2 separate regions of the Homo sapiens genome follow, and region 1 is linked to region 2. A link is a loop called in an ENCODE intact Hi-C map of the cell type or tissue named here. Cell type or tissue: tibial artery. All regions are shown on one strand. Links, peaks and the distances in the headings refer to the core of each region. The heading gives the core; the rest is flanking DNA.

Region 1 (15,935 bases), core at 4,777-12,776, 92 kb after region 2:
CCCCTTCAGCTGGTCAGCTCCCTCAGAAGGCAGTCTGGAACTCCCAGGTGGCCCCTGCAGCCGGCCTCCATTGCCAGATCTGCTACATTTATCTTGTATATTTTGACTTTAGTCAATAAACAAGTAATCTATTTGTGGTTATTAAGGAAAACTAGAATGCTAGAGGCCAGTTAGCCTAATAGATTCAAGGTGGTTTCAGAGGACATGGGCTCAGCCTGTCGAGGTCATGTCCGGGTCCTGCGATACCTAACGAGCTCAGCTCAGCTAACTCCACCCAGAGCTCTGCATTCTGCTTTCCACTTCCCATCTCTCCCAGGAGGTTCGTTCAGAGCAAGGTCTGCCTGACCGCTAACCTAGGGAGAGATTTTTCATGGAACGCATGAGAAAGGGAAATGACCTCAACCAAGGGTTGAGGCTGGGGAGGCCTGGGCAGGGGCGGCTGCCTTTCCATACCGAATGTGACCCTGGGCACATTCTGGAGCAGGAAGAAGAGATCTGGCCCAGTGCCAGCACCCAGGCACCCTGCCAGGGCCATGACACAGAAAATGTTGGGCAGCATTGGTCTGGGTGCCCAGGGAACCCTTGGGGGAGGTGAGCAGGCAGGTCAGGCTGCCCTCATTGAACCCAGAACAGGGCCTGGGTGTGGAGGAGTCTGTGCCCTTGGTCCCTGGTGCCCTCACCTCCTCCCCCATGGTGAAGGTCCAATAGCTGAGCCTCTATGGTGTCCCCAGCCCTCTCCTCTCCTGGTAGCACTTTCTGCTCTCTTTCTTTTTTATCTATTTATCTATATCTGTCTATCGATGTATTTATTTTATTTTATTTTATTTGAGACACAGTCTTGCTCTGCCACCCAGGCTGGAGTGCAATGGCACGATCTTGGCTCACTGCAACCTCTGCTTCCAGGGTTCAAGCCATTCTCATGCCTCAGCCTCCTAAGTAGCTGGAACTACAAGCACACGCCACCACACCCGGCTGATTTTTATGTTTTTAGTAGAGGCGGTGTTTCACCGTGTTGGCCAAGCTGGTCTCGAACTCCTGACCTCAGGTGATCTGCCCACCTCAGCCTCCCAAAGTGCTGGGATTGCAGGCATGAGCCACTATACCTGGCCTATTTATTTATTTTAGAGACAGAGTCTTGCTCTGTCACCCAGGCTAGAGTGCAGTGGCACCATCATAGCTGAGTGCAGTCTCAAATTACTGGTCTTAAGCAATCCTCCTATCTCAGCCTCCCAAGTAGCTGGGTCTACAGGCATGCAGCATCATGCTTGGCTAATTTTTACATTTTTCATAGAGACAGGATCGCACTATGTCGCCCAGGGTGGTCTCCAACTTCTGGGCTCAAGCAATTCTCCCACCTTGGTCTCCCAAAGCGCTGAGATTACAGGCATGAGCCAACCGTTCCCGGCCCCCTGCTCTTTTTCTCAGCTCCTCACACACCAACTTCACTAATCAAGTTTCCAGAAGATGCTTGCACACCTGTGGTATCCACACACTGCCCCGCATCTCTGCATCCCAGGTGGGCGGCCATGACCCAGAAGATCCATGCCTGGGATCCCAGCCACTCCCTTCTCCAATGTCCTTCCATGCACAGTCCCCACGCTGGGACACCTGGCAGTCACTTCCCCTGGAACTTCCACCTTCACCCTCTCAGCGAGCCTTCCAGCAGCCCTGGGTGGGGGTCAAGCGGGGGGGCCTGGAGTTTCTATTACACAGACACGGACCCAGAACCAAAGGCAAGAGAGGTCAGAAGAGGCCACACAGTTTAGTGACCGAGGGATACAGATTCTGGAAGTTTCCATCGAAGAGAGGTAAAGACTTCCCTGTTTGGCCAGGCACAATGGCTCATGCCTGTAATCCCAGCATTTTGGGAGGCCCAGGCAGGCGGATCACCTGAGGTCGGGAGTTTGACACCAGCCTGACTAAAATAGAGAAACCCCATCTCTACTAAAAATACAAAAATTAGCCGGGCATGGTGGCACATGCCTGTAATCCCAGCTACTCGGGAGGCTGAGGCAGGAGAATCGCTTGAACCCGGAAGGTGGAGGTTGCAGTGAGCCAAGATCGTGCCATTGCACTCCAGCCTGGGCAAAAAGAACAAAACTCCATCTCAAAAAAAAAAAAAAAAAAAAAAAAAAGACTTCCCTGTTTTAGCCTCTCCATCTAAGTATGTGAGTCCTGCTGCCTGTTTTCTTTAAGTAAAACAAAGCAGATATTTTCAAACTGCAACTTAGTTTTTGTTTTCTCCGTTTCTTTCTGGAAAACAATTCAGAGATTGCCTTCCATGCTTCACGACCACAGAGACTGAGCAAACCTCTGCTTCGGAAAGTCGGGGGCAAGTCCAAGTTTCCCAGGGAGGCCGGCCCTGCCATGCGGGGTTGGGTTTTCTTGCCTTCTCTTGTGCAGAGTTGGCCAATCCCTGCCGCCAGGCCTCAGACACTCAGCCCTTTGTGGGCCTTGCACCCACTGCGGTTTTTAATGTTGTTATTTTTCAGAGTTAAAAATCTGCGGTTTTTAATTGCACCTGAGGATGCCCCCCTGCTCTGTTCCTAGCTGGTGTTCGACAGGCGGAACGGAAGGATTGAAGGTAAGATTCCAGGCCTTCTGTGTTGGGGTGGTCATTCACGAAAACACACAGCAATATGTATTTACGCAAGCAGAGACGTGTCATAGAAATCTTTATGGAGAACTAGGCATAAAGTCTAATTTTAAAACATGTGTTTGTATAAATTCATCTTTTTATTATTTATTTGTTTATTGACACGGGGTCTTGCTCCAGGCTAAAGTTCAGTGGCGTGATCATAGCTCACCACAGCCTCCAACTCCTGGGTTCAAGCGATCCTCTTGCCTCAGCCCCCTGAGTAGCTGGGACTACAGGTGCACACCACCACGCTTGGCTAATTTTTAAAAAATTGTTTTGGGCCAGGCACGGTAGCTCATGCCTGTAATCCCAGCACTTTGGAAGGCCGAGGCAGGTGGATCACGAGGTCAGGAGTGGGAGACCAGCCTGACCAACATGGTGAAACCCTGTCTCTACTAAAAATACCAAAATTAGCCGGGCATGGTGGTACGTGCCTGTAATCCCAGCTACTCAGGAGGCTGAGGCAGGAGAATCACTTGAACCCAGGAGGCAGAGGTTGCAGTGAGCTGAGATTGCGTCACCGCACTCCAGCCTGGGTGACAGAGTGAGACTCAATCTCCAAAAAAAAAAAATTTTTTTTTTTACACAGAGGATCTGGCTACATTGCCCAGGCTGGTCTCAAGCTCCTGGGCTCAAGCAATCCTTGTGCCTAGGTCTCCCAAAACACTGGGATTTACAGGCGTGAGCCACTGTGCTCAGCCTGAATTAATATTTGAATTGCACAAATTTATAGCAAATGTGTGAAAGTATTATACTTTGGGATTATTACTGCTCATCTTTAAGAGCCTGGCCTTCTGATAGGCCTCCTTGCCCCTTCCAATCTGCTTTCAGCAGCAGCTGAGTGATTGGGGTGAAACTTAAGGCACACACATTTAGGAGAGCATCAGAAAACTTCCTCTGTAAAGGGCCAGAGGGTAAATATTTTAAACTTTGCGAGTCATACAGTCTCCACTGTAGTAACTCAACTACTCTGCCAGTATAGCACAAAAGCGGCCAAGCACAACAGTAAATGAATGGGTGTGGCTGTGTTCCAATAAAACTTTATTTGCACAAAGAAGTGGTGGGCCAGATTTGGCCTTTGGGCTGTAGTTCGCCACCCCCTGGTTTAGAAAAAGGACACATATAAATGACCAAAATGGTGAGCGTTCAAGAGGTAGTGGCGCGTGTATATGGACTGAGGAAAGAACTGGGTGGGATTGGTTTAGTGTGAAGACTCAGAGAGTTAGGCATCCACCCCTAAAACACCAAGGGATGGTGACAGATCCATTCAATGGCCCCAGAGCCCAACTGTAATGCGGGGGACGTAGCAAAGAGACTTATGTTCATTCACGACAAGAAAGACCCGATAAGCAATGAAGGGGTGAGTCCCATATTCTTAGAGGCATGCAAGCAGAGGCTGGGGGTTGGGGAGAATTGTTCTTTTTTTTAAAAAAAATTATTTTTATTTTAAGTTCCGGGGTACATGTGCAGGATGTGCAGGTTTGTTACATGTTACATAGGTTAACGTGGGCCATGGTGGTGGGGGAGAACTGTTCTTATACATCCAGTCCTGCTCTTAGAGTGAGAGAGGTTCTCTGTTCCTGCTCAAAACTCTCCACAGTCCCTGCTTTGCTCAAGGCAGAGGCCAAAGTCCCCGCTAAGGCTGACCACCTGCCCGTCCTGGCCCCACTGCCTGACCGCCCTCACCTCGCACTCTCCTCCCTCTCTCAACTCCAGCTCTGCTGCTTCTGAGTTGTGGCCCAAGCCCCTGACATCCCCCACCTCAGTGCCTCTGCTCAGGCTATCCCTCTCCTGGAGTCTCATCCCCAGACGTCACCGCAGAGGGGACCAGACATGTGGGGAGAGGACCCTCTTGTCACTCAGCCCTCTCCCTGCCTGCCCTGGTCCTTGACTGCTTGTTCTCCTTAGCGCTCACCTCCACTTAACGCGCCATTGCATTTATTTATTTGCTCGATGGTCTGGCTTCCCCTACTAGAATGTCAGCTCCATGAGGCAGGGACTGGTGTCTGTGGTTCACGTCTGGATTCCCAGTGTTTAGTGCCTGGCTCACAGTAGGTTTGCAATAAATATTTACTAATATGGCGGTTGTCTTTTCCAGAGCTGACCACAATACCTCCCAAGCCACTGTGCTTCTTACAGCATGGCGCCAATACCCGTCCCTTTGAGAAGTGGAGTCTTTGTTCCCTTCCCTTGAGTTTTGGCAGGACTCTGACTATGTCAGAGGTAAATTTATGTGACTTCCGAGACTGGGTCATGAAAGACAACACCGGTTCTGCCCAGTTCCTTAGAATGAAGGAAGGCTGGCACCATGGTGTGAGGAAGCCGAAGCCACACAGAGGCTGCACGTGGATGCTCCAGCCAACTGCCCCAGCTGAGGCTCAGCCGCCAGACATGGGCATGAAGACATCTTCAGAACAACTCTGGCCCCAGCCGCCGTGATGGCAGGAGAGGCTCCCAGAGAGAACCAGCCAACCCCCAGGACTGTGGGACATAGTAACAAAATCTTGTTGGGGGTGATATTTTACCTAAAGAACAATGAACAAAAAATGCTGATGTGTCATTGGTGCCTCCAGTGTTCCTACCTCACTGTTCTGAGACCTCACTTTTCATACCTTCCCCCTCAGAGTATGCACTCCTGCTTCTGTGCATTTTCCGGGCCCTGCCTTCCTCTGGTGTTCTCTGGAAGCTTCTCCTGGTGGCAGGGGGTATTCTGCTCTCTCCTCTAGCATCTGCTGAGACTCCTTCTCCTGGGAGTTGACCTCTGCAGATGTTCCCAGGCTTTGGGGTGCGTGGGGACACCTCTCTTCTTAAGGTGCTTCCCTCCTTAGGGTGGCCAGAGCAGATGCCACCTGCACGGAGGCGGAGGCCCCCTTAGTCATGATCCTGATGAAGATTCCTTGCTTGGCCAAACTTTAGTCAGGCTTCTGAATCTTCTGCTACACCCGTCTGGGCACTTCCTTGTAAAACCCAGTTTTAGCAAAAGAACCTGTGAAGTCAGTTTAGGCAGACCCCCCATCCTAGATCGCTGATCACCGTGGAGACCTGAACGAACGGGGTTCCTCATTCTCCGCCACCCCCGGGCACTGTCCGATCACCCTGCCTGCAGCAAGAATCCTGTTCGGGCGGTTTTGTCAGATGTTTCCTCTCAGTGATTTTCCATCCGCCGACACCCGTTCTGCCTCCTCTGCTATAAATCCCCACCTGCCGGGCTGGTCTTTGAGGTTGAGCCAGTTCTCTCCCTCAGCAAGACCCTGGTGCAGTGGCCCCTATACCTATCATGACGGTCCTGAGCGAAGTCCTCCTTACCCTGCCTTAACCAGTGCCACCGAATACACCAGTCCTCAATACTGGCTGTCCTAGAAACTGTTGCCCACTCTGGGCTCCTGCTGCCACCTCCACCACCAAGAGGGGGAAACTGAGGCACGGTTTTGTCTTTAATTCCCAGCTGCCTCCATGAGACCTGGGAAAACTCACCCACCATCACGACCACTTCAGGCCTCTGAAGGGAAACATGAGCCCAGAGAGAGCAGAAAGTCCTTTCTCCCTCCTGGACCCCAGACACTCCTCTTTCATGGACCTTCTTTCCAAGATGACTGACAGCAGCCACTCCACTCAGCTCTCCCCTGAATCCCACCCCCACGCCCATTCAGGATGTGGTGCAGCTGGTCCCAGCATCATGATGCCCCAAGAGCCTGGCACTGGTATTTTCCTGAAAGTCTGGGCCAATTGATGTTACCGTCCATGACCACCCGGAGGCTTCTGCTTCCTTCCAATGCCCTCTGGCCACAGGTTGGGGCAAGCTCCTCCACTCACATTCTGTTTTTTTTTTGGTGTGATATCGGCTCACGGCAACCTCTGCCTCCTGGGTTCAAGCTATTCTCCTGCCTCAGTCTCCCGAGTAGCTGGGATTATAGGTGCCCACCACCACGCCTGGCTAATTTTTGTTTTAGAGACGGGGTTTCCATGTTGCCCAGGCTGGCCTTGAACTCCTGACGTCAGGTGATCCACCTGCCTCAACCTCCCAAAGTGCTGGGATTACAGGAGTGAGCCACTGTGCCCGGCCAGCACCCACATCCTTCAGGAGCCATGACAGAGGTGCAGAGAGGCAGGGCGGGGCTGGGGCTCAAAGCCCAGGCTCCAGGGCCAACCCAGGTTTGCACCCCAGCTTTGTGACCAAGGCCATATCTCTTCACCTCCCTGAGCCTCAGTTTCCTACTCTGAAAGGGGGATAATAGCACCCCTCCTGGGGCTGTTGTGAGGATCGAGGAGGTAACATGTAGAAGGTGCTTTGCCTGGTGCTTGGCACATAGTAGCAGACAACAAACAGTGACTGTCATTATTGCATGTGACACAGTCAGACAGCCAGGCAAGGCACGAGTGGCCCTGTGTTCCCATCTCTGGTGGCTCACCCAGCTCTACCGCCCCCTCCACCCCGCCTCACCTTTGGTGGCGCACAGCCCAGTTGTTCTCGTTAGACGATGCTGCTCTGCTCCCAATGTGTCACTCACGTGAGCCAGCACACACCTCATCCCTGCCCCCATCACTGTTTTGCTGGAAGAAACCCAGGAGCCAGGGCCTCAGAGCCAGCTCCCCCTGTGCCCGCCTTCTTGGTCATGCAAATCAGAGTGAGCTCTTCCCCTCTGCCTGGGCAGACTCCCGCTGACTCCCCCTTCATTCCTGTCCACTTCTCCCCAAACAAAACAGAAAGGAGGGCCCAGGAAAAGAAGGGGTATCAAAATCTGGCTTTTGAATCAGGCTCAGAATGAATCAAGGTTTGGCCCCTGGAAGCAACATGAACCCCCAGAGGCTTGCGAGGTGCTGCTCTGCCCCTTACTAGCTTTGTGGCCTTGGGCAAGTCCCTTTACCTCTTTGAGCTCCAGCTTTGTCACCTCTGACACAGGGACAGTAGTATAAGCCCTGGGGCACTGTACACTCCTGCCTGGCTCTGAGCTGAGCCATGTTGCCTCTCTGAGGCCACTTTGATTTGGTCTGTCCTGTTCCTGGGTCCATAATTCCTGCCGCCTGCCCTCCCACACAGAAGTCCGACAGGGTTACAGGCGTGAGCCCCTGCTCCCGGCTAGCACTTTGGGAGGCTGAGGCTGGTGGATCACCTGAGGTCAGGAGTTCAAGACCAGCCTAGTCAACACAGTGAAACACCGTCTCTATTAACAATATAAAAATTAGCTGGGCGTAGGGGCGCACACCTGTAATCCCAGCTACTTAGGAGGCTGAGGCAGGAGAATTGCTTGAACCTGGGAGGCGGAGGTTGCAGTGAGTCAAGATCGCACCACTGCACTCCAACCTGGGTGACAGAGCAAGACTCTGTCTCAAAAAAAAAAAAAATAAATAAAGGAAGAAAGAAGAGAGAGAGAGAGAGAGAAAAGAAAAGAAAAGAGAAAAAGAAATCCAGGGTGACGCATGTTCGGATCAGTGTGCCCTTCACCCTTTTGGCACCTTGATGGCCGGACCTTCCACTGTGTCCCCTGCAAGCACCTGTGCCCAGCACAGAGCCATACACAGAGAACCCCACCTGGGTCAGATTAGCAGAGGCTGATCAATTTTTGACGTCACACCTGCAGCAGGGCTGAGTGCCCAGGAGAAAAGGGTCTTAACAGCACCTTGAAGTGAGTTGCCAGGCTGGGCAGAGATCAGGGAAGGCCAAGGAGGAAGGCTGTGAGCCACCTGGCCTTCAGAGAACTCCCAGACAGTGGCCCAGGGACCAGTCCAGCCCAGATCACCTTAGGCAGTGACCCCTCTCCCAGAATCCAGGCACCCTAGAGGCACCTTAGCAGAAGAACTCTCTGAGGTCTGCAGGCTTGAGCTGTTTTGCTTTCTCCAAGACAGTTTCGTCCTGTAATGGTCGCCATTCTCATTGTCATCATCCCGTTACAGTATATTTGTTTTATTTGAGAAACGTATGTAATGATTATTTCTGGCACTATGCTAAGTGCTTAAAAAGTATGAATTCACTAACTGCCGCAACCCCATAAGGTGGGTACTATTTATGAACCCTGAGGCCCAGAGAGGTCGAGTAACGTGCTTGATGTCATGTGGCCGATGGATGGCCACGTGGGGCTCTCGGCTTCCTTCTGAGAGGCAGCTGCCAGGGATGGGACACACAGTTGCTCCAGGCCCATCTCCAGACACAGCACTGTCCCCTATGTTGTCCCCATGCTTCCTGGGGCCTTGTGAGCTTCAGATTATTCATCTGTAAATGAGGACAATAAGGCCAGCTCTGGGGGCCCAGGGCTGGGCCTGGGGGAGGGCTCAGCCCCACAGGGCCCTGCCCCCTCCTTGCTGTTCACCATCTGTCTGAGGCTCACTCAGAAGCTCCCACTGACACGATTTGATTCTGCCAGAGCAATGTGCTGAGGGGTAGATGCAGGGCCCGGTGGGAGCCCCAGACTGCAGGGTGAGCTTCCTCTGGGGGCAAACCCAGCCACGCCAACCCAGGTGAGGCAGCCTGTGTGCTCTTGCGTGCCCCTGACCTTCCCCTGCCAGGCTGGCAGCCAGAGCTGACTCTTTTAAAGAACACTGGGCCAGGATCACAGCCACCCCAGGCCGAACCCTGAGCTGTGGGTTGTTTGCCAGGACGAGGTGGCCCTGGGGCAAGGAGGCCTCCCCAGGATGGGCTGCCCCCACCGTGGAGGAAATCCACACAGCAGCTCGGTTCCCCCAAAGGATTCCCTGCCTGCAGTCCAGGCCACACCAAAGTACACAGAGCCCTTGTGTGCGGCAGGAGGAGAGGGTGGGACTCCAGCAGGAGAAGCTTCCCGCCTTTTGGAAGCCCCCAGGCACCTGCCCAGGGGTCATAGGGATTCTTGGAGATCACTTTCCAGTCCAGAAATGCCTCCACCCCAGCCCTTCCAAGCCCTCAGTGTGGGGAGAGGCAGAGCCCCAGCACAGCTCACCCCTCCCTTGGAGGAAGGGAGTCAGAGGGGGTGAGCACTGGCTAAAGGTCACGCAGGAGACCTGGCTGCCGGCTGCCTTGGGCTGGGCCTGTCACAGGAGCCTTCTTGCACACTAAGGGCCTCAAACATAAGCCTTTGACATTCTCTCCAAAGGAGGTTACAGACTCAGGCACAACCACGATGTCTGCAGGGCCAGAGGAAGTTTGTTTCACAGCCACCAGGGAGGGTCCCATCACTGGACGCACCTCCTATGGCTCCTAAACCTGGATGTGTCGGAAATAAATCCTGTATCTACTTGGTAGCTACCACTAGGCTATTGCCCCAGTGGGGGCTGAAAGTGGTAATTTGTTCACCATAAGCATTACAAACAATATTATGATTCTTATAACGTGATCTCCATGTGTCGGTAAGACATTAAGACCCTTAAAAAATGACCATGACTCAAGTTGTTCTCTGCCTCCAAGGGCCTGGTTCCAGAAAATTCTGGGTGGAGGTGAGCTGGGCAGCCTCCCTCTAACCTCCCCGGGGAATGGCCTGGGGACTTAGCCAAACGCTGACAACCAGTGTGTGAGGGACAGGTGGACGCTTCCCAAATCAGCTCTGTGCAGAGGACAGACCGCAGCTGTCAGGCCTATGTTGGCCTGACCCTCCCCTGTGACCTTGGGCCAGGGACCCCCTCCAGTGTCAGCGTCCCCATCAGAGCCTCAAGAGCTGAGCCAAGTGACCCTTCTGATGCTCCCTAGCCCTGCCACTCAGCTCCAGCTCAGCCCCAGGGAAGCCCCTCCACTGTGGGGACTCACCTGGAGCTACCTGGGGCATGAGCAGCTGAGGAAGGAAAGAAAATGCTCTTTAAGTTGTCATAACAGAGCGGGGCCTCCAGCACCTCCTGTTTACTGAAGGTGAGTAAATACAGCCGGGCCCTTAGCAACAGGCACAAAGGGGCCCTTGTGCCGCCCGCTGCTCGCTGCTCGCTGCTCCCTTGGCTCCCTCCCTGAGCTCAGCCCCAGCTGGGAGCTCTCTGAGAGGCAGGCTGGCCTGGCCCACAGCCCTGGCCTGACTGGGTGGGGAACGGGGCGGGTGCAAGGACTGCTGTGTGCCAGTCTCCAGGCGTGTCAGGGAGCCAGGCCTTTAGAGGGCCCTGTCCTCTGCAGGCAGAAAATTCCACCCCATTCTTCTGACCAGCAAACTGGGGTTCTGAGAGGCCCCTGATTTGAGTTTGTCACTCAGAGATGGAGCGGGTGAGCCTTAGACCAAGAAGCCCTGAGTTGGACGTCAGTCTCGGCCATGGGCGCTTTGGCGTGTTCTGTGTTACGAGTCCCAGTCTCTTCATTTCTAACAAGGGGCTCATGCATCACGCCTGGCTCACCTGGCTGCGTGCGCATCAAATCAGATGAGTGTGTGAGGACGTTCATTCTAAACTTTACAAGCTCTGAGCAAACAGAGGGAGTTATTATTGGGCCAAGCGGGCAGACCAGACATTAGAGTTGATGATAAATCGGTCGGGCCCCTGTCAAGCGCTAGGAGCTTCCAGAGCCCCCTTTTGAATGATGAGGTGTCACGCCTCCTGGAACCCCAGGTACTGGCAGCCGACTCCATGCCAGGCTGGGGAAATGGGGTGAGGATGGTGCAATCCCTGCCTAGAGGGCCTCCCTCTCTAAAACAAAGGGCTAGTTCCACGGTGTATGAAGCACTATAATTCATCAATAAACTGTGAAGGCCTCAGTTGAAAAATGAGAAAAAGACATGGCTAAGAAGTAACTCATGAAAGAATTAAGACTGGACACAGTGGCTCATGCCTGTAATTCCAGCTATTTGGGAGGCCGAGGTGGGAGGATCACGTGAGATCAGGAGTTCAAGACCAGCCTGGGCAACACAGTGAGACCACATCTCTACAAAAAAAAAATTTTTTAATAAAAACGGAAATAAGTGAGTTGGGCATGGCAGTGTGTGCCTGCAGTCTTGGCTACTCAGGCTGCTGAGGCAGGAGGACCACTTGAGCCCAGGAGTTCGAGGTTGCAGGTGCCACTGCACTCTAGCCTGGGTGACAGAGGGAGACTCCATCTCTTAAAAAAGAAAATGAATGCTTATCAACACTTAGAAAAAAACAAAAAATAGAAATCAACCTGATGAGTAACAAAAATGAAAATAAAAGCAACATTCAGATTTTCTGCACCCCCCCATTAGATTATTAAAAAGATTAGAAACATTTCCCCCAGCATGGGCAAGTTGGTTATGAAGGCTCTGCCCCTTACTAACTTTTTTTTTTTTTTTTTTGAGATGGAGTCTGGCTCTATCACCCAGGCCCGAGTGCAGTGGCGCGATCTCAGCTCACTGCAAGCTCTGCCTCCCGGGTTCACGCCATTCTCCTGCCTCAGCCTCCCGAGTAGCTGGGACTACAGGCGCCCGCCACCACGCCCGGCTAATTTTTTGTATTTTTAGTAGAGACAGGATTTCACCGTGTTACCCAGGATGGTCTCGATCTCCTGATCTTGTGATCTGCCCACCTTGGCCTCCCAAAGTGCTGGGATTACAGGCATGAGCCACCACGCCCAGCCACCCCTTACTAACTTTTGACCTCTAGCATAAACTCCATGCCTCACTTTACCTGTCTGTAAAATGGGCACTAACAGTACCCGCCTTGCAGGTTTGTTGGGAGGAGTAAATGAGTTACTGTGTATAAAGTGCTTCGAGGGATGCCAGGCGTGTAACTGGTATTTCATGCACTGTAGTTATTATTTTTATGATCACCATTGGTTCAAAGTATACATTGGACAATCTTGTCTTGTTTGTTAAAATAAAAAGTTGGAAATCATCTAAAGTCCTTTAACTGGGAACTAAAGAATTCGATTAGAATCTGTGGATCCCATGGAATACGTTCCCACAACTGGGTCAGCGAGCGCACGGGTGTTTGTATTGACACGGAAGGTTCTCCATGTCACATTGATGGATGAACAAGCAGCCACGCCAAAGAGATCCGGCTTCTGTGGAGTTGGAAACATGGATTTATTGGTGTGTATTTGCGCTGAGACACGGGCAGGGATGTTCTCCAGCTGTTAGCGGCGGCTTTCTAGGAATGAAGCATTTTAAGGCTTTTGTTTTCTTCTCTACACTTTTCTGGTTTTTAAAAAGTACAAGAAGTTTTTTTTTTTTGGTTAAAAAAAAAGTTTCCTAAAGCCATTTTCTTTTGTTTGAATTTCAAATGCAGTAAGTGCTGAACGGAAGCGCTGAGGCAGAAGTGACCAAAGAGGGAACAGTGAAATTTGGGCTTGTCAGTGGGGACGAGGTGGGGGAGGCAGAGTCAGTGTTGATGGGGTGGGAGGTGGGCTATGTGGCAGGAGGGCAGGGACTTTGAAGAGTCCAGGGCTTTGAGAGGGACAAGGGGGGCAGTTAGAAAAGCAAGTTGGCTGGGCGTGGTGGCTCACGCCTGTAATCCCAGCACTTTGGGAGGCTGAGGTGGGCAGATCACAAGGTCAGGAGTTCGAGACCAGCCTGGCCAATATAGTGAAACCCTATCTCTACCAAAAATACAAAAATTAGCTGGGTGTGGTGGCACATGCCTGTAATCCTAGCTACTCAGGAGGCTGAGGAAGGAGAATTGCTTGAACTCAGGAGGCGGAGGTTGCAGTGAGCCAAGATTGCGCCACTGCACTCCAGCCTGGGCGACAAAGGAAGACTCCGTCTCAAAGAAGAAAATTGAAAAGCAAGTTGAAGCAAAGTCACATCATTGGAAGGGCAGATGGAGGTTTTATCTGGAAGGTGCAGGGGAGTTCAAAAAAGTAAGATAAGATGTGGACTCTGATCTGGCCTCTGCCCTATTTTGGTTGTTCTCATTTGGGCCTCAGTGCTCTGGGCAGGAAAGTCTTGGAGCAGGGACACAGGCGGGAGCCTCCTGTCCATTTTCTGAGAGAGATAGGCCAGAGAAGGCAGCTGGATGCTTGAGTATGAAGAAAGCCCCCTGTTTAGGGCTTGTATCTCTCCAAGTCCAGCAGGGCCTCGGCCACCCTGAGAAGAGAGCCAGTCCCCATGTGTGTGCTGGGACTTGAAGAGCCTAAGAAAAGGGCTGGACCCTCCCAGGGCCAGCAGGCTCTCACTACCCCAGAGCCAAAGACCACAAGCCACTCTCCAGGGCCACGGGATGGCAGCCTGATGAGTCAGCGCAGTTACCTGATCAGGCAGCGTCGCGCCATGAGAGGTGATCTCATGCGCCAGTCTCCAGCCGCTCCTCGCTATTCCCCAGGCTCTGGGACGGTGGAGTTAGCTGACCAGGCAGAAGTTGGCTCCCTGGCAGCACGCTGGTGGTCCCAAGACGCCCTGTTAATATTTGGAGGCTGGATAGGTCCACGTGGTGGGGAGCTGTCCTGTGTATGGTGGGATTTTTAGCAGTGCCCCGGCTTCTACCCACTAGATGCCAGCAGTATCCCTTGGCAATTGTGACATTGCCAAATGGTCCCTGGGAGACACAATTACCCCCATTTGAGAACTTCAGCTCCATGGTGACCTGCATGGCCATCAGCCCCTCTCCAGGGCTGAACACTCCTCAGGGACAGGGTCTCCATGTCCCCAGCACCCCACACAGGCTCAGCATACGCAGGTGTGAACACCTGGGCTCTGGCCCTCCCTCACCAGAACCCCCTCCCTTCTTGCAAGGAGTGCAGCTGCAGCCAGAGAGGACACCCAGTCCCTGCCCCTGCCCCCAGCCCGCCCAGAGCGGAGATGAGCTGAAAACCCCACTGTGTCTCCCACCTCGCCCAACTCTGGGATCCAAGCGGCCAGGTTGCAAAGAACCAAATCCTTTGAGTGAAACAACCTTTAGTAACCTTTTCAGACAAACACGCCCTCCCCTCCCGCCACTTGCTGGAAGCCAAAGCTGCTGACACAGCCATGTGGGGACCTGTGGGGACTCCCTCTCCTTGAATCGCGGCACATGCACCCTTCACACCCAGCCACTCCCTGCCACCCGCTCTCTCAAAGGGAAGGGCCACCAGGATCTACTGCCACACTCTTTTTTTTTTCTTCGAGACAGGGCCTTGCTCTGTCACCCAGGCTGGAGTGCGGTGGTGTGATCACAGCCTTCCCAAGCCCCATTCTTAACACCCAAAAGCATTTATAAGAAGTTCAGTTCTCAGTGTTTAGGGAGACAGTGGGCGGGAGATCTGTCCAAAGGGTGCTGAGTCCTGCACTGCCCAAGTACGAGATTTGTTGGGGCTCCCCCAGCAAGTGTCCTGGGGCCATGCGCTGTCTGGAGGGGCTTCTGCTTCCATCTCTGACTCTGATCTGGAAGGGATTCCATCCCCTCCCTCTGCCAGTGCCTGGGACAGAGACAGCTTCTGCCGGAGATCTGCAGGGCCTAACATAAAGCAAGAAGCCGTGCTCGTTAGGCCGGCGGCCAGCACCGCAGAGCGCGCAGAAGGAAATAAACTTCCACTAGAAACTGCTGGCTGGGCAGGCAGGAAGGGTGCTCCAGGGAGCTTGGAGCTTTTGCAGGGTCAGGGACCCCAAACATCATGTGCACAGTGGCTAGTGCTCCAGCTCAGGAGAGCGTCCCCAGAATGCATGACCCGGACCAAGGCCCACAGGGCACACATGGCGTCAACAGGACCCTGGATAGAGGGCTTTCAGATAAAATCCAAACAGGGACGCATCTCCCAAAAAAGACCCGTGGTTGGTCCCGGACAGCCAAGCCCCGCCCTCAGCACTCAGCCAGGGCTGGTCCTCAAGCTGTGTTGACTGAAGGGCAGGCCGGATTAATGTCACTCCAGAAGGAACATGACAGCAAGCCCTTCTCAACAACCCATCTTCACAAATGCTCCATGAGGCAGTCATTCCCCGCACTAGGGACTCCCGGCTGGCTCCATGTGATGCCTGGGGAAGGTGAGCTACTGACTTCCTGTTGTCTTTCGTTAGAGGGGACTCCAGGCTACCCCATGACAGCGTCATCAGGCACTCGCAGGCAGATATGTTTTGGTGAGGGCTGGTGAAGGGTAGGACGGCCATGGGCATGCACCCATCCCATCCATGTGTCATGGCAGGAAGAAACAAAGGTTAAGAACCACAGCACTAGATGTCTGGGTTCGGGGACACGTGCCGTTGTGACCTGGATTCTGGTGCCTGGGGTGGGCACAACCAGGTACGTGCCTTGTTCCAGGAAGCTGTCTGCAGCAGGCCTGTTGCTGGCTGGGTTTGCACTGGAATTTGGGGTCCCCTCATCCCCCGCCAGGCGTTCACACCCCTGTGCCTTCTGTGTCTTCTGTCCCACACTGCCCCCTGGAGGAGGGATGAAGGATGGTGCTGAAGGGCACAAGCAGTAGACATTTTCATCCACCTTCACCTCCTCTTCCTGGCCAACAGAACGTTGATTTTGTTCAAGGCGGCAGAATGCCCAGCCC
Region 2 (15,935 bases), core at 2,700-10,699:
GATCTGCCTGCCTCTGCCTTCCAAAGTGTTGGGATTACAGGTATGAGCCACCATGCCTGGCCTACAACATATACCAACTTTAATATGTAAGAACTGATGCAGGCATAGCATGAAAATGCATCAAGTAAGAATTAACAATGGTAAGAATAAGAAATCCATTATTATAGAGATTTTAATATACTTCTGGTAATTGAGAAATCAACCAGACAATAGAAGATTTGAACCACAGAATTAACAAGTTTGATCTCTTGTATATACATAGAACATTAGACCCAGCAAGTAGAGAATGCACATTTGAAATATTAAATATTAATCAGCACTATTATTAATCACAAATTAATAAACAATATAACTATGTGGTTATAATATATAATTGTAAATACAAATATATAATTATATAAACAACAAATTAATGATATTAGTGTAATAAAGTTACTAACAAATATCAATTAAGAAGATATTAATTAAATAGATAATTAGGATTGACTACCTGTTAGATCATAGGGTAAATCTCAACAACTACTTTAAAAATCCTATCATATTGACCTAGAAAATAATTCCAAAAATACAACTTTAAAAATAACTGTTTAGAAAATTAAAATCCACTTCTAATAACACATGGGTAAGAAGAAATCATAACGAAAATCTAGAAAATATTTAGGATTGAATGAAAGAAAATTCTACATTTCAAAATGAGGTACAACTTAAGCAGTACTTAGAAATGTATAGCCTTGGCCGGGTGTGGCGGCTCATGCCTGTAATCCCAGCACTTTGGGAGGCCAAGGTGGGTGGATCACCTGAGGTCAGGAGTTCGAGACCAGCCTGGCCAACAAGGTGAAACCTTGTTTCTACTCAAAACACAAAAATTAGCTGGGTGTGGTGGCAGGCACCTGTAGTCCCAGCTACTCAGGAGGCTGAGGCATGAGAATCGCTTGAACCTGGGCAGTGGAGGTTGCAGTGATCTGAGATTGTGCCGCTGCTCTCCAGCCTGGGCAACAGAGCAAGACTCCATCTAAAAAAAAAAATTTATAGCCTTAAAATGCTTATAATGGAAAAGTAGAAAGGCTAAAAATAAATAAGCTAAGCATCCAACTTAGGCTAGCAAAAGAATAGAATAAGCTCAAAGAAAGTAGAAGGAAAGTATCAAGGATAACCACAGAAATTAATGAGAAACAAAACAAAGAAGATCGACACAGACAAAAAGTGGGCTCTTTTACAAAAAGCATGGCAGTTTGTCAAAAAAATTAAACATGGAATTACCATATGATCCAGCAATTCCAATTCTGGTTACAGACCCAAAAGAATTGAAAGCAGGGACTTAAATAGATATTTGTACACTTATATTCATAGCAACATTTTTCGAAATAGGCAAAGGTGGAAGCACCCAAATGTCCACTGACGGAAGGAAAGATAAAATATGGTACAGACATAGAAGAGAATATTATTCAGCCTTTAAAAGTAAGGGAATTCTGACACATGCTACAATGCGGATGAATCTTGAAGACAGGCTAAGTGAAATAAGCCAGGCACAACAAAACAAATACTGTATGATTCCATTTATATGAAGTACTTAGGGTAGTGAAATTCACACAGAAAGTAGAATGGATGGTTGCCACAGACAAGGGAATGAGGCGTTATTGTTTGATGGGTATAGAGTTTCAGTTTTGTAGAATGAAAAACTTCTGGGCCGGCTGCAGTGGCTCAAACCTGTAATCCCAGCACTTTGGGAGGCTGGGGTGGGTGGATCACCTGAGGTCAAGAGTTCAAGACCAGCCTGGCCAACACAGTGAAACCCTGTCTCTACTAGAAATACAAAAATTAGCCAAGCATGGTGGCACATGCCTGTAGTCCCAGCTACTTGGGAGGCTGAGGTGGGAGAATCGCTTGAACCCAGGAGGCAGAAGTTGCAGTGAGCCAAGATCACACCACTGCACACCAGTCTGGGTGACAAGAGACAAAAACAAAAACAAAAAAAAGCAAACTTGTGGAGATGGATGGTGGTGATGGCTGCACAACAGTGTGAATATACTTAATGTCACCGAGCTGTATACTTAACAATGGTTAAAATGATTAATTTTATATGTTTTACCACAATTTTTTTTAAAGTCAAGAAAGTGATGAGAACATTACAGAAACCTAATGTTATCCTGGAACCTGCTTATATTGCAGGCGATGTTTCATGTATCATTGATTATTTTCTCCTATTATTGCATTCACTCATATGCTGTTTAATTATTATAGCTTTAAAATAAAATCTAATTTCTGGTGTTTCAAGTGAAAAAAAGATTATTAGACAAACTTCAGGGAGTGCTGATTTTTTAAAAAATGGTTCTTTTTGTTTGTTTGTTTTAGAGACAGGGTCTTGTTCTGTCATCCAGGCTGGAGTGCAGTAGTGCAATCATAAACCAGAGATTTTTTTTTTAAGTGTATTATTAAAAAGTTGATGTGGCCAAGCGCAGTGGCTCATGCCTGTAATCCCAGCACGATGGGATGCTGATGTGGGAGAATAGCTTGAGGCCAGGAGTTTGAGACTAGCCTGGGCAATATAGCTACACCCCCTCTGTGTAAAAAAAAAAATAAGAAAAGAAAAGAAAAGATTGATGCTAGTAAATATGAAGATGCATAAAATGGACAATTTCCTAAATTTCCTAGAAAATGGACTCAAGTAGAAATCGAAAATTTAAAATAAACTGTTCAAGAAATTGAAGCAGTAGTTTAAAGTATATGTATTTGTGATGGATGCTTATAAAATGATGTTACTTTCCCACTGAATGAGGGAAATCTTTGTCCCATAATTTTTTTTTTTTTTTTTTTTTGATATGGAGTCTCACTGTGTCGCCCAGGCTGGAGTGCAGTGGCGCGATCTTGGCTTACCGCAACCTCCGCCTCCCAGGTTCAACCAATTCTCCCACCTCAGCCTCCCAAGTAGCTGGGATTACAGGCGCGTGCTAACACACCCAGCTATTTTTTTTTTTTTTGTATTTTTAGTAGAGACAGGGTTTTGCCATGTTGCCCAGACTGGTCTTGAATGCCTGGCCTCAAGTGATCCACCCACCTTGGCCTCCCAAAGGGCTGGGATTATAAGCATGAGCCACTGCACCTGGCCAACTGGGCCATTCTTTCTGCCATCCCCATCCAGGTGCCAGACATGTAAGCGAGGCCATTTTGGATCCTCTAGACGAGGTCATTCACCAGCTGAATAACACCAGGTAGCCTCAGTTGACCTACACAGAGTGGAAGAACCATCCAGCTGAACTCTGCTTGAATTCTTCACCCACAAAATCACGAGATAAAATAAAATAGTGGTTGTTTTAAGCTCCATACCATATGGAGTCCTCTGTTTTGAACTAATAGATAAAGCACTACTGAAAACAAAACAATTATCCCAGAGAATTTAAAAAAAATCACACTGTGACTTTTTACCTATTCTTGATAAATTCTTCCAGAAAAATAGAATTTAAAAAAAAGAGCTTATATTAAGACCAATTACCACACAAGAACAGAAGAAGGAAAAAAAATTACAGGCTGGTCTTATGTACATAGATGCAAAAATATACAAATCTAAATATTAAACTTAATTTAGCAGTGCATTAAATAAAACATATCATGACCATGTTGGTTTTCACCCAACCATTCAACGCTTATTTCAGTGGAAGAATTGAGTCCCATGAGGGGAAGAACAGGCTAACAACCAAGCCCATGGAAGGGCAGATGTCCTGTGGCTTCTTCGGCTTTTCTGGAACTGAGGACTCCCACTCCTCCATCAAGACTCTGTCTCTCTTGTCTCGTGCCTTGCCTTCCTTCCCATTTCCTGCAGTCTGGCTTTTCCCTACAGCAGGAAACGTGGCCAGCACGATTTCTAAGCTTTACGTCCTACAGCTTTAGCCAGGCAGAGATAATCTGGCTCAGTTCCAGTTGCAACACTTGTCATTTTTATTATTTTTTTAGAGATGAGGTCTCACTGTGTTGCTCTGGCTGGCCTCAAACTCCTGGGTTCAAGCACTCCTCCCACCTCAGCATCCCTAATAGCTGGGACTACAGGCGCACGCCCCCACACCTAGTTCCAGTTTCATTTTTGAGAAAGGATTCTGGTACAGTTTAGCTAAGCTGCCCACCCTTGGACCAATCAACTGTAACAGGAATTGGAGTCTAGAGAAAGGACTGTGTATCAGTTTTCCTCACGGGTTTGGGGGAGGTGGGGAGGTCAGCAAGTTGATGGCAGGGTTCGGTCCTGGAGGAATGGTCCTGGCTGGAGAGTCAAGGCAGAACCCAAGAGGCTTTAATGTAATGTTGTTCTGATTGTATTCTTATAGAGTCTAGCATATAGCAAAATTTAATACATTATAGCTTTTTTATTTTAAAATATTACAGTATAATTGCCTTTCTCCCTTGTTTTTTTGTTTTTTTGTTTTTTTTTTGAGATGGAGTCTCACTCTGTTGCCCAGGCTGGAGTCCAGTGGCAAGATCTCAGCTCACTGCGACCTCTGCCTCCCGGGTTCAAGCAATTCTCCTGCCTCAGCCTCCTGAGTAGCTGGGACTACAGGTATGTGCCACCACGCCCAGCTGATTTTTTGTGTTTTTAGTAGAGATGGGGTTTCACTGGGCTAGCCAGGATGGTCTTGATCTCCTGACCTCACGATCCACCCACCTCAGCCTCCCAAAGTGCTGGGATTACAGGCGTGAGCCACCATGCCTGGCCCATTGTTTTTATTTATTTGTTTGTTTATTTATTTTTTATAGAGGAGGGATCTCACTATGTTGCCCAGACTGGTCTCGAACTCCCGGGCTAAAGTGATCCTCCTGCCTCTGCCTCCCAAAATGCTGGGATTACAGGCGTGAGCCACTGTGCCCAGCCTCTCCCTTGTTTTTTTAAAAACTGTGACGAAATTCATATAAGATAAAATTAACCATTTTAAAGCGTACAATGCAATGGCATTTAGTACATTCAAAGTGCTGTACGACCACCACCTCTATCTAGTTCCAAAACATTTGCATCACCCAAAAGAAACCCCTGTGCTCATTACCGCTCGCTCCCCATTCCCCCTTCCTCCCAGCCCCTGGCAACCACCAATTTGTGTTCTGCCTCTATGGAATTACCTACTCGGAAAATTTCATATAAATGGAATCATACCATATGTGGTTTTTGTCTGGCTTTTTTCACTTAGCATGGTGTTTTCAAGGTTTATCCACATTGTAGCAGGTATCAGTATTTTGTTCCTCTTTATGGCTGAATAATATTCCACTGTCTGGACATACCACATTTTGTTTACCCATTCATCAGTTGACGGACATTTGGGTTGCTCCCATCTTTTGGTCTCCCTTGTTTTGGTCAGTGATACATGCATCTTAGCAGGTTTTCAGTGACCTAAGAAAATGCTGGCCCAGTGTGTGTGATGCTGCATATCACAAGTGAGAAGATAGCTTGTGCCCCACAGTCCCTGTGCCCATTTTGCTGCCTGTGGGGACAATGCTAAGAACCCAGTCACTGAGTCACTGATATCTGGGTTTGAGCCCTGGCTCTGCCACTTAGGCTCGCAGGACCTCACCTACTGAATGAATGAGTTGGGAGGCTCCATAGATGTCAGAAACCTTTGCAAGCTGGGAAGCTGAGCTGAGGTGCAGCTGCTGTTCATCCCCAGGCTGATTCAGAGTATAAAACCCCAGGCTTAGTGCAATCCAGGATGTTTGGGTTCAAACCTCAGCTCCTCTCTTTACTAGCTGAGTGATTTCGGCAGGTTGTCAGCTTCTCTGAGCTACTTTTCCTACCTGGGCCCCTGAGCCCTGCTGGGCAGGGAACCCCTTTCTCCTGCCTCCAAACTTCAGACTCCTTCCTCTGAAACCATGGAAGGGGACACCTTTTATTAAACTGCTGTGGTGAGATGAGTGACAGGCTCTCTAGTGAAGCTGGCCTGTATGAGCTTGAAGATGCAAACCTTCACATGGACATACACACATGTACATAGTCACAGGGCAATTGTCAAGATGTGTAACAACAGGGAGGGTCCCCTGTTCTTTCCACCAACCAGAACACTCTCTTGCTTTTGCTGGTGCAGGGTTGAGAGTTAACCCTTCAATTGGAGGCTCATGGGGGAGGTCCCAGGGGTCCAGGGAGGGAGCTGGGGCAGCAGGGGGCCCTCAGGGGGTGTTGAGGCCGGTGGCTTTTACCAGCAGGTAAGGAAGCTTTAGAATATTTTAAGGCTGTTATGGCCACGATGGTATGTATCAGACGAATGCCAGCATCGCACACCTGTGAACCCTTTCCCATGGATAGGCCCATACAAGGGCATGCGCCTTCCCACACGCACACACACACACATCCTGCCACACATCAGACTTCCTAGCTTCCTGCAGTTAGTTTTCCTCGAATGAGCCAAAGCTGGGCTGACTCAGGTGGCAAACTGCCAGGATGCTGATATTTCCCTCGGCTCTGGCCTGAGAAGCTTCAGGGAAAAACCCACTCACATCCTGAATCCTCACCTGCTCCAGGCGGGCCTGCAGGCCTCCTGGCCCGGGCGCCGGCGGCAAGAGCCTCAGTGACATCCTGCTCTTCCTGAATGCCAAGCATATTGGCAGGGAGAAAACCCTGCCACACCCAGGGTTTCTCCAGAGTCCTCCCAAGGAAGAGGTAGAATGAGGCTGGTTTTCTTAATGTTTGGAGCTGGAAAGTTATGCTGAGATAACTGGTCTAGGCTCCCACTTTTTTTTTTTTTTTTGGTAGAGACAGTGTCCAGCTATGTTGCCATGGCTGGTCTTGAACTCCTGGCCTCAGGTGATCCTCCCACTTGGCCTCTCGAAGTTCTGGGATGACAGGCATGAGCCACCACACCCAGCCCCAGGCTCCCACTTAATAGGTGAAGAATTTGGTCCCAAACAGAGACAGAGAACCAACCAAAGTCCCACTTGCAGAGGGTGGTAAGCCCAGGACTGAACCCCGGCCTCCCGATGCCCCAGCCAGCACCTTCCACCCAGCAAGCCACAAATGACTGGATTCCCCCATTCGGTGTTCTGATTGCCTCCTGGGCAGTCCCCCATGGACACAATGGCCTAATCGGCCAAGTTTTCTCTTCCAGTTCTGCCCCATGTCATTCTGGAGGCCTGTCTTTCTCAGCTCCCAACAGAACTTACCTCGCACGTGGTAACAGAACTTACCTCGCAGCGTCAAATAGGTCCACCTGTTCGGCCAGCTGATGAACATACTGATGCACTTTATTTTATTTTTCTGAGACAGAGTCTCGCTCTGTCACCCAGGCTGGAGTGCAGTGGTGCGATCTCAGCTCACTGCAGCCTCCGCCTCCCGGGTTCAAGTGATTCTCCTGCCTCAGCCTCCCAAGTAGCTGGGATTACAGGTGCCTGCCACCATGCCTGGCTTATTTTTGTATTTTTAGTAGAGATGGGGTTTCACCATGTTGGCCAAACTGGTCTCGAACTCTTGACCTCGAGTGATCTGCCCACCTTGGCCTCCCAAAGTGCTGAGATTACAGGTGTGAGCCACCATGCCCGGCCTGATGCCTTTTTTTTTTGAGACGGAGTCTTGCTCTTTCGCCCAGGCTGGAGTGCTGTGGCGCGATCTCTGCTCACTGCAAGCTCCACCTCCCGGGTTCACGCCATTCTCCTGCCTCAGCCTCCTGAGTAGCTGGGACTACAGGCATCTGCCACCACGCCTGGCTAATCTTTTGTATTTTTAGTAGAGATGGGGTTTCACCGTGTTAGCCAGGATGGTCTCGATCTCCTGACCTCGTGATCCGCCTCCCTCGGCCTCCCAAAGTGCTGGGATTACAGGTGTGAGCCACCGCGCCCAGCCGTGATGCATTTTAATTAATTTCCTCTCCTGGGTATTCGGGAGGCCTTCACCTGGTCAAAATCCATAGGCTCGGGATACCTCCCAAGAAGCGATTCTGATAAGTAGGGGCCTGTGGGATCTTCCATGCCCACACGGGCTGCAGCTGTATGCGCGTGGGCATGCCACATTGTGCGTTAGTTCCTTCGTTTGGTTATTCGACCCCATGCACCTTCCTTCCCAGGGCTATTACCTGTGGTTTTCTCCCTGTCCACTGCACAGCTCCATGCATTGTCCCCCAGACACACTCTGCCAGACCCCTGCTGGGCCTCTGCTCCAGATGCACCTTCAACCTGGGGTGCCTCCCTTCAGAATCAGCCAAGTTGCTGTTACAGACACAGAATTCCAGCCCCTGCCCCAGAGAGTCCCACTTGGTAAGTCCAAGGTTCACAGACAACACTGGTCCTTCCAGGCCCAGGTTCACTGTCATGTCCTCCAAGGAGCCAATCTCCCTCTTCAAACACTGCGATTGATGGACTCTCCCTGAAAAGGCATGGGTTACAGATGCTGTCTCAGCTCGACTGCTGACAGCTGGGGAGGTGTGTGTCCCCTCCCCACCACGGCGGGGGACTGCGACCTACTGAGGGGTGACAAAGCCTCAGAGGTCATCCCATCTACTCAAGCATTGTTCAGCACCTGCTCTGGGGATTCGTGGCATATCATCAGTCACTTTTCTCTGCGCTGCTGTGTCCTAGCATGGGGCCTGGCCTTGAGCAGATGAGGCCTGCATGAAACAGAGGGGCCTCCAGGCTGAATGCCTGAGAGCCCCTGACCCTAGGGCTGATGGATCCATGTGACAATCACTTTCATTTAGCAGAGAGTCCCCCCAGGAGCCTACAGCATGGAGGGGATATAGCTCAGTTGACAGTGATCATTTTCAAAGGTCAGTGTTGTCACAGTGGTGGGGACAAAACTCCTGGGAACAGAGGGAGGAGTACACAGGTGGACAGATGGACCAAGCCTTTGTCCCTGGGCTGCCAGGAGGTGTGCCGAGGTCTGCGGCACTCAGCCCTGAGTTCTGGGCCAAGGTCAAATATCCCAGGCCTCCCTCTGGCCTCTACCCCCTGCCCCAGCCTTTCTCCCTCCCTGGGACTTGGCATTTATTTATTTATTTATTTAGACAGAGTCTCACTCTGTTACCCAGGCTGGCTCAATCTCAGCTCCCTGCAACTTCTGCCTCCCGGGTTCAAGTGATTCTCATGCCTCAGCCTCCCGAGTAGCTAGAATTACAGGCACAGGCTACCACTCCCGGCTAATTTTTGTATTTTTTTTTTTCAGTAGAGATGGGGTTCCATCATGTTGGCCAGGCTGATCTTGAACTCCTGACCTCAGATAATTCACCCACCTCGGCCTCCTGAAGTGCTGGGATTACAGTTGTGGGCCACCACACCTGGCCACTGGGACTTGGCCTTCGAAAGCTTCCCCTTGAGCGAAGACAGAATATTCGTCCCCACCCTCTGCCCATCCTCTGGTGCAAACACAGTGTCTGAGCACGGAAGCCGTCTCTTCTCTACTAAGCGTCCTTCAGTGGCTCCCATTTTCATTCCTTCCTTTGAGAGCCCATGTGTCTTGGCCCCTGGCCTCCTTTGTGGCCTCTCTCCTACCCCTCTACCTGTCACACACTCTGCCTTGTTGCTTCTTGTGCTCACCAAATGTGCTCTTGCCTCAGGGCCTTTGCCCTTGTTGTTCCTTCGGTCTAGAACATTGTTCCTTCCAGAAGGCCAGATGGCTCCTTCTCCCCATCCTGTGGTCTCTGCTCATGCCCAGAAAGCAGCCACATTGTCTCGCCTGGACCCCGTCCCCCGTGCCTCTGGAGAGTTGGGGGGGGGGGTGTCTTTTTCGATGATGGCTGCTTAGACCTTCTTTTTTATTTTATTTTTAAATATTTATTTATTTATCTATTCTTTGAGACAGAGTCTTACTCTGTCACCCAGGCTGGAGTGCAGTGGCACGATCTCAGCTCATTGCAACCTCCACCTCCCGGGTTCAAGCAATTCTCCTGCCTCAGCCTCCTGAGTAGCTGGGTCTACAGGCATGTGCCATGATACCTGGCTAATTTTTGCATTTTTAGTAGAGACGGAGTTTCACCATGTTGGCCAGGCTGGTCTTGAACTCCTGACCTCAAGTGATCCACCTGCCTTGGCCTCCCAAAGTGCTGCTATTACAAGTGTGAGCCACCCTGCCTGGCCTGCTTAGACCTTTTAAAAATTATTTGCATTTAACCCAAATTTACTTCCGGCCACACCACCCATCAGTTCCTCCCTGGATTCTCTGGCTTGCTTCTAGATGCTAGGTCCAAACGACTCAGCCTGCCACCCTGGTCCACTAGCATTGGCCCGAGGTGTGTGTGGTGACAGGTGGGCATGGGCGCCTGGAGCCAAGCATCTTCCAGGCCCAGGCCTCTTGTTCCCAGTCCTCTCCCACCCAGTGCACTAGGCTGAGAGCGTCTCAGAGCCCAGGGCTGGTCCTATCGACCCATCCTCACAGAGCCCGGCGCAGGCCCCAGCTCTGAGCAGGCAAGTTGGATGCAGCAAGGCCCCAGCGCCCCCTCCCCGGCAGGAGTGTCCTGATTGTGAATAGGAGGGCTGGGGAGAGGTCTGGGACTCGCCAGGAGCGTAAGTTGTGGGGTAACTCAGCTCCTCCCATGGGCAGTGGGGAGCTGCTGGGCCCTGTGGAACTGGTTCTGCTCCGCCGCCCAGTCTCACCCCTGGCCGTTCCCTGCCCTGGCTCCACATCATCATGGGCGTCCCTGCCTCTGGCTTCCAGGCAGGGCTGGCCAAAGGGAGGCACCATGGGTGACTGAGGAGGGAGAGAGTGAGGCCAGGTGTTGATTGCCAAGTGGCAGCTGGGCTGTGCGTTAGCAATGGCTGTGTCCTTCAGTGAGGGTCCCAGCCTTTGTGGACAGCCCTTTCCTGCCGCTCTGGCTCAGGCCCACCCTTCGACCCCTTAAGGGCAGGGGCTGGTGCCTGTCTAGCCCTGGGGTGCTTCGACATTCTGTGTTGGTAGCCCTAACCCTGCCCATACCCTGTAGACAGCCCCAATCCCCCTGTCTGAGTGTGGCCCCTGTCGCCTGCCTGCCAGGACACTGGCAGTGTGTCCTGCCAATTTAGTGACATACCCACGAAACTGTATTTACGACATGGTGCATCAGGACGAGAGCTGACAGACACCATTTTGGAGAATGAGGGGAAGGGGCCAAAAGCAGAAAGCATCGTAAGTGGGACTCTGGGGACTCCAGCTGGCAAAATGGAGGCTCAACACCAGAACAGGCCCCTTTGGGAAGCGAGACCTCTGAGCATAGCAGTTTCCCAGATTCAGCTGGGGCCCTGGGGCTGAGGCTGCACAACCAGCTGAGGCCAGAGAACAGTGAGGGGGACCCCAGCCTGGCTCCCAGGAGGAAGAGCTCAAGGCTGCCCTTCACAGGCCCAGGCATTAGCGTGTCCAGGTGCGCAGACAGGCATCTCAGGAAGGCTGGGGCAGGGTGCCTGCTCCCACCCCGCCCCCGAACCCTGCAGCCTGAGACCTGGGCTTCTAGCAGGCACATGTGTTACTGGAAAGGGGTCCCGATTGAAGAGAGGGTTCTTGGATCTCATGCAAGAAAGATTTCAGAGTGAGTCCCTTGTGCAAAGTGAAAGCAAGTTTATGAAGAAAGTAAAGGAATAAAAGAATGGCTACTCCATAGACAGAGTAGCCCCCAGGGCTTCTGATTGCCTATTTTTATGGTAATTTTTTAAATTATATGCTAAACAAGGGGTGGATTATTCATGCTTCCTCTTTTTAGATCATATAGGGCAACTTCTTGATGTTGCCATGGCATTTGTAAACTCTCATGGCGCTGGTGGGAATGTAGCAGTGAGGAGGACCAGAAGTCACTCTCGTAATTGCCATCTTGGTTTTGGTGGGTTTTGGCCGGCTTATTTACCACAATCTGTTTTATCAGCAAGGTCTTTGTGACCTGCATCTTGTGCCGACCTCCTGTCTCATCCTGTGACTGAGAATGCCTTAACCTCCTGGGAATGCGGCCCAGTAGGTCTCAGCTTCATTTTACCCTGCCCGTATTTAAGATAGGGTTGCTCTGGTTCAAACACCTCTGACACGTGGACTCTTTGGAGCTCGATGGAATTGCCCTGAGCCTCAGGGAGACGTAGGAAGGGGAGTGAGGTCTACTTGAGGACTGTTCAGACTCCAGCTTTGCCCAGTCGGTGGTGAATCCTGGGGGGCAGCTCGTTACACTGGGGCTGCGGCTTGCCCCCTTCCCGTGCCTGGACTTTGATCCAAGCCTACTTAAGAAGCTGTGGAGAGCTGCCTTGGCCTCTCCAGAAAACTGGAGCGAACAAAGAAGCAAACTTACCAGTTACCATGGAAACCATCCAAAATTTAAAAGACTGAAACAACAGTTTAACGTTTCCAAAACCCTCCTGGTTTTTGTTTTTCTCTATTAAAAACAGACACACATACAAATCCCACCGTATCACATTAGTCTGATGAGACACTGGCCTGGAACGAGAGAAGGGTTCAGGATCTTAGGGGGCCATGCGGCTTATGGAATGCCTAGAATTAGTTTTAGGGATTTAAATCAAAACATGAATAACATTTAAAATGCAAAAATCTAAATCCTCGGGCTCCTCTGCAGATGAAACAAGGTAAAAGCTTTTTGCTGGATTAAAGGCAGCGATCATATGAGGGTGGGGAGGAGCTGGTGAAGCCAAATGGGCACTGGTGGAGGGAAGGCTGGGAGCCGAGGCCCTGCCCAAATCCCAGCTCTCGGCTCAGCCATCACTCCAGCCCCAGCTGGCCTGTTGCACTCTCTGTCTGCAGGGCCTGAGAGGTGAGGGGATATCCTCAGTGTTGCATGGGGTTGCTGTGGGTAAGTGGGGACTGAGCTCACTCACTCTTTGTGGAGGCCATCGGGTCACCGTCTAAATGCTGGGTCTGTACCAGGTATAGTGGCTCACGCCTATAATCCCAGCACTTTGGGAGGCCAAGGTGGCCAGATTGCTTGAGCCCAGGAGCTCGAGACCAGCCTGGGCAACATGGCAAACCGCATTGCTACAAAGAATATAAAAATTAGCTGGGCGTGGTGGTGCACGCCTGTAGTCCAGCTCCTCAGGAGGCTGAGGTGGGAGGATTGCTTGAGCCTGGGAGGTACAGATTGCAGTAAGCCAAGAGGTAGAATTTGCAGTGAGCCAACATAGTGCCACTGCACTCTAGCCTGGGTGACAGAGCGAAACCCTGTCTCTAAAATGAAATGAAATGAAATAAAATAAAATAAAGTAAAATAAAATAAATGCAGGGTCTGGCTGGGTGTGGTGGCTGAGGCCTGTAATCCCAGCTCTTTGGGAGGCTGAGGCAGGAGGATACGGACGCTGCCCTGGTGGGCCCCTTGCTGCCATTCCACACTGCTGGCGGGAGGAGCCCCAGGGTTTGCCCGCTGCCCTCTGCTTCTGGGAATGGTTTCCTTCACGTTCACAGGAAATCACCATCCTCCGGGCTCAACCACATGTTTGTATAGAACTTAATCCCTTCCCCAGTTCCAGGAGAGAGGCCTGATTTGCCATAGGGATTGGTTAAATGACAGGTAAGGATCCCAGTTGGGGCAAGTGACCTGCAATTAGATGCTGGCCTGGAGTTCTGTGAAAGAGACGCCTATCTTCCTCTGGCCTGGAACCTGGAAGTGTGATTTTGAGCCCTCCTGAGCCCACGAACGGGGAAACCTCCCTGGAGAAAGCAGCCTGTACTACCCAGCCCCACACCCAAATTCTTCAGTTATATGAGCCAATTCATTCTTTTTTTGGGCTGAAGCCAGTTTGAGTTGGTTTTATGATCATCCCCTCCTGAAAAAATTCTACTTGGGACAAACACTCAACCCTGGGCCTGGCTGGCATTCAAGGGTCTTGTCATCTCTCCCCTTCATTTTCTTTCCCTTCTTCCCACACTCCCACCGCTGCTCGGTGCTATTCCTTCACTCAGCACACGGATCCAGTCGGCCTCTTCCAAGCACTTGGCAGGAGTCCATCCACCAGACCGCTGCTGTCAGCACTCTCCCTGCCCGGAGTGCCTGCCCCACTTATTATCTACATACGGCTTCCTTAGCACTAAGTGCTACTCCTCTAAGTAGCTACTTACCTTCCAAGGCCTTCCTCCCTCGTCCAGTGAGACTTCCTTGCAAATCTCCCATGCATTGCCCTGGCTGCCCAAGTTTCTCGTCTGGCCTGGACGAAATACATCAGGTGGTACCAGAACCCTGATTATCATCCCTGATGTAGTTCAGCAGCTTCCCAGAACTTTTTTTGTGTGAGATAGAGTCTCTCTCTTTTGCTCAGGCTGGAGTGCAGTGGCGCAATCTCGGCTCACTGCAACCTCTGCCTCCTGTGTTCAAGTGATTCTCCTGCCTCAGCCTCCCGAGTAGCTGAGACCGTAGGCACCTGCCACCACGCCCGGCTAATTTTTTGCATTTTTAGTAGAGATAGTGTCTCACCATGTTGGCTAGGCTTGTCTGAAACTCCTGACCTCAAGTGATCGGCCCACTTCGGCCTCCCAAAGTGCTGGGATTACAGGTGTGAAATAGCTTCCTAGAACTTATTCTACGGAGCCATTCCGGCATGGGAGCTGTGCCTCAGGAGAGCTCTCCCCAGACCCTGGCCTCGCCCTGTTCAGAAAGGAGATGCAATGATCATTTCATACTCGTTTCCTCCTTTGGTCCCCACAACGACCCTGAGAGGTACAAGATTTCAATCTCACTTTAAGAAAAGGATCTTGAGGCCCAGAGCAGCCTAGTGACTTGTCCAGAGTCACACTTCCCTGCCCTTGTGAAAACAACGACCAGACCTGTGACCTCAAACCCAGGTGTTCTGATTCTACCCCACTGCGTTCCCTTGCTCTTTCGGCTGATGAGAGACAGATCTGAATGTGAGTGAGAGGCCCCAGGGGATGAGTGTGCATCGCTCCTTGGCTCTGCTGAGCCAAGGTGGCACCTGTCACCTCCTGGCCTGGCTGGTGTTCTTCCATCCTGGATCCGGCAGGCCAGCCTCATCCTGACCATGTTGAATCCCAGAGGCCTTGCCGGGGGGCCGTGCCTCTCCAGATGAACAACATAAATTCATGGAAATGTTTTCACAAGGGCGTTTTTCCTCTGCTGGCCTCCATTTCCTTGAAAAACACAGACTTGGAGGTAAACAGTCTTTGCTGTTGCAAGGGAGCAAATATAGACTTCCTTCCACATCCCCCACCCGGCAGCTCCGCTTCCTCCACCTTCCTTCCAGCCCCCTCCAAAGTCCCCAGGGAGGTCAGAGAGGGCGAGGCTCCAAGGATGGAGGGCGCCCCACAGTGGGGGGTGGCACCTGGAGCCCCGGATGCTTCTGTCTCACCAGAAGTTAGGGTCCCCAAGTACCTCCTGCCCGCTGACTCCCCCCACTCCCATCAGACTGGGTCTGATGCCCTGGAGAAGCAAAAGAGGGGGGCATTGCTGAAAGGAGGGGGTGTTGTCAGGCGAAAGTGGAGGCTCCATCCTAATGGGGGAAGATAATCTGTAGGCTTGAACTATGCTTTCTTCTTAATTCCAGACCCTGGAATTTGCTCATAAACAACACATCGTCAGCTCAATTCTTCAGCTTCTTGAAATTAAACACCCTGTTAGGAAGGATTTGAACGAACTCTCCTGACAGCACAGGGCAAAGTGAGAGGAATTACTTTGTCTATTTACTCTGTACACTTTATGCTTGCAAAATGCTCCAAAATGCATTTGATTTTGTCTCTGAGTTCCCCCACCCCGCCCCAAGATCCTTGTGGGGATGCATCCTTCTGGTAGTTCTTGGATACGGATTGGAGGAAAACAGTGGTGGAGTGACCCATCCTCAGCCACTTGCAAGATAGAGATCAACTTGATGGGTTTGCCTGGGCATATGGGATTATTGGTTGCAATTCTTCACTCCCTTGTGCTTGTATTATACACCCACATGCTTGCCACAGCCTCATGGGGCAGAGTAGATTTCCCTGCCCCACTGACATTGAGGTTGAGCATGTGACTTGCTTTGACCAATGGCAAGGAGACAGAAGGAACAGTGTACCAGTTCTCAGCCTGGGCCCCAGGAGACTGTGT

What was found. Hi-C counts contacts between places; a loop is a spot of excess contacts. Peaks named below come from ENCODE experiments on the same cell type or tissue, not always from the same donor. Only the 100,000 strongest peaks of a DNase experiment are listed, where the experiment ranks them.
Region 1: it touches region 2 in a loop (3-fold over the local background); 3 of 110 quality-filtered maps call a loop at or near these places.

Annotation. Positions count from the first base shown.
Region 1 is chr14:90,503,272-90,519,206 of GRCh38, forward strand. It overlaps LOC124903359 (a long non-coding RNA gene), which reads left to right and starts at 2,473. Exons shown (of 2, transcript XR_007064301.1): 1 at 2,473-2,584; 2 at 4,737-5,198. It overlaps LOC105370619 (a long non-coding RNA gene), which reads right to left and starts at 13,938. Exons shown (of 2, transcript NR_135274.1): 1 at 13,714-13,938; 2 at 12,535-12,616. RefSeq lists enhancers at 6,343-7,176, 8,844-9,676, 9,895-10,407, 10,394-10,688, 14,651-15,385 and 1 more. In tibial artery, for the core only: no CTCF peak of the experiment used is centred there; no DNase peak of the experiment used is centred there; H3K27ac peaks cover 1,288 bases.
Region 2 is chr14:90,412,996-90,428,930 of GRCh38, forward strand. No RefSeq gene overlaps it. Among named protein-coding and RNA genes, the nearest start is that of CALM1, 24 kb to the left of the region's middle. RefSeq lists a silencer at 6,216-6,416. In tibial artery, for the core only: no CTCF peak of the experiment used is centred there; a DNase peak (open chromatin) is centred at 6,396; H3K27ac peaks cover 1,139 bases.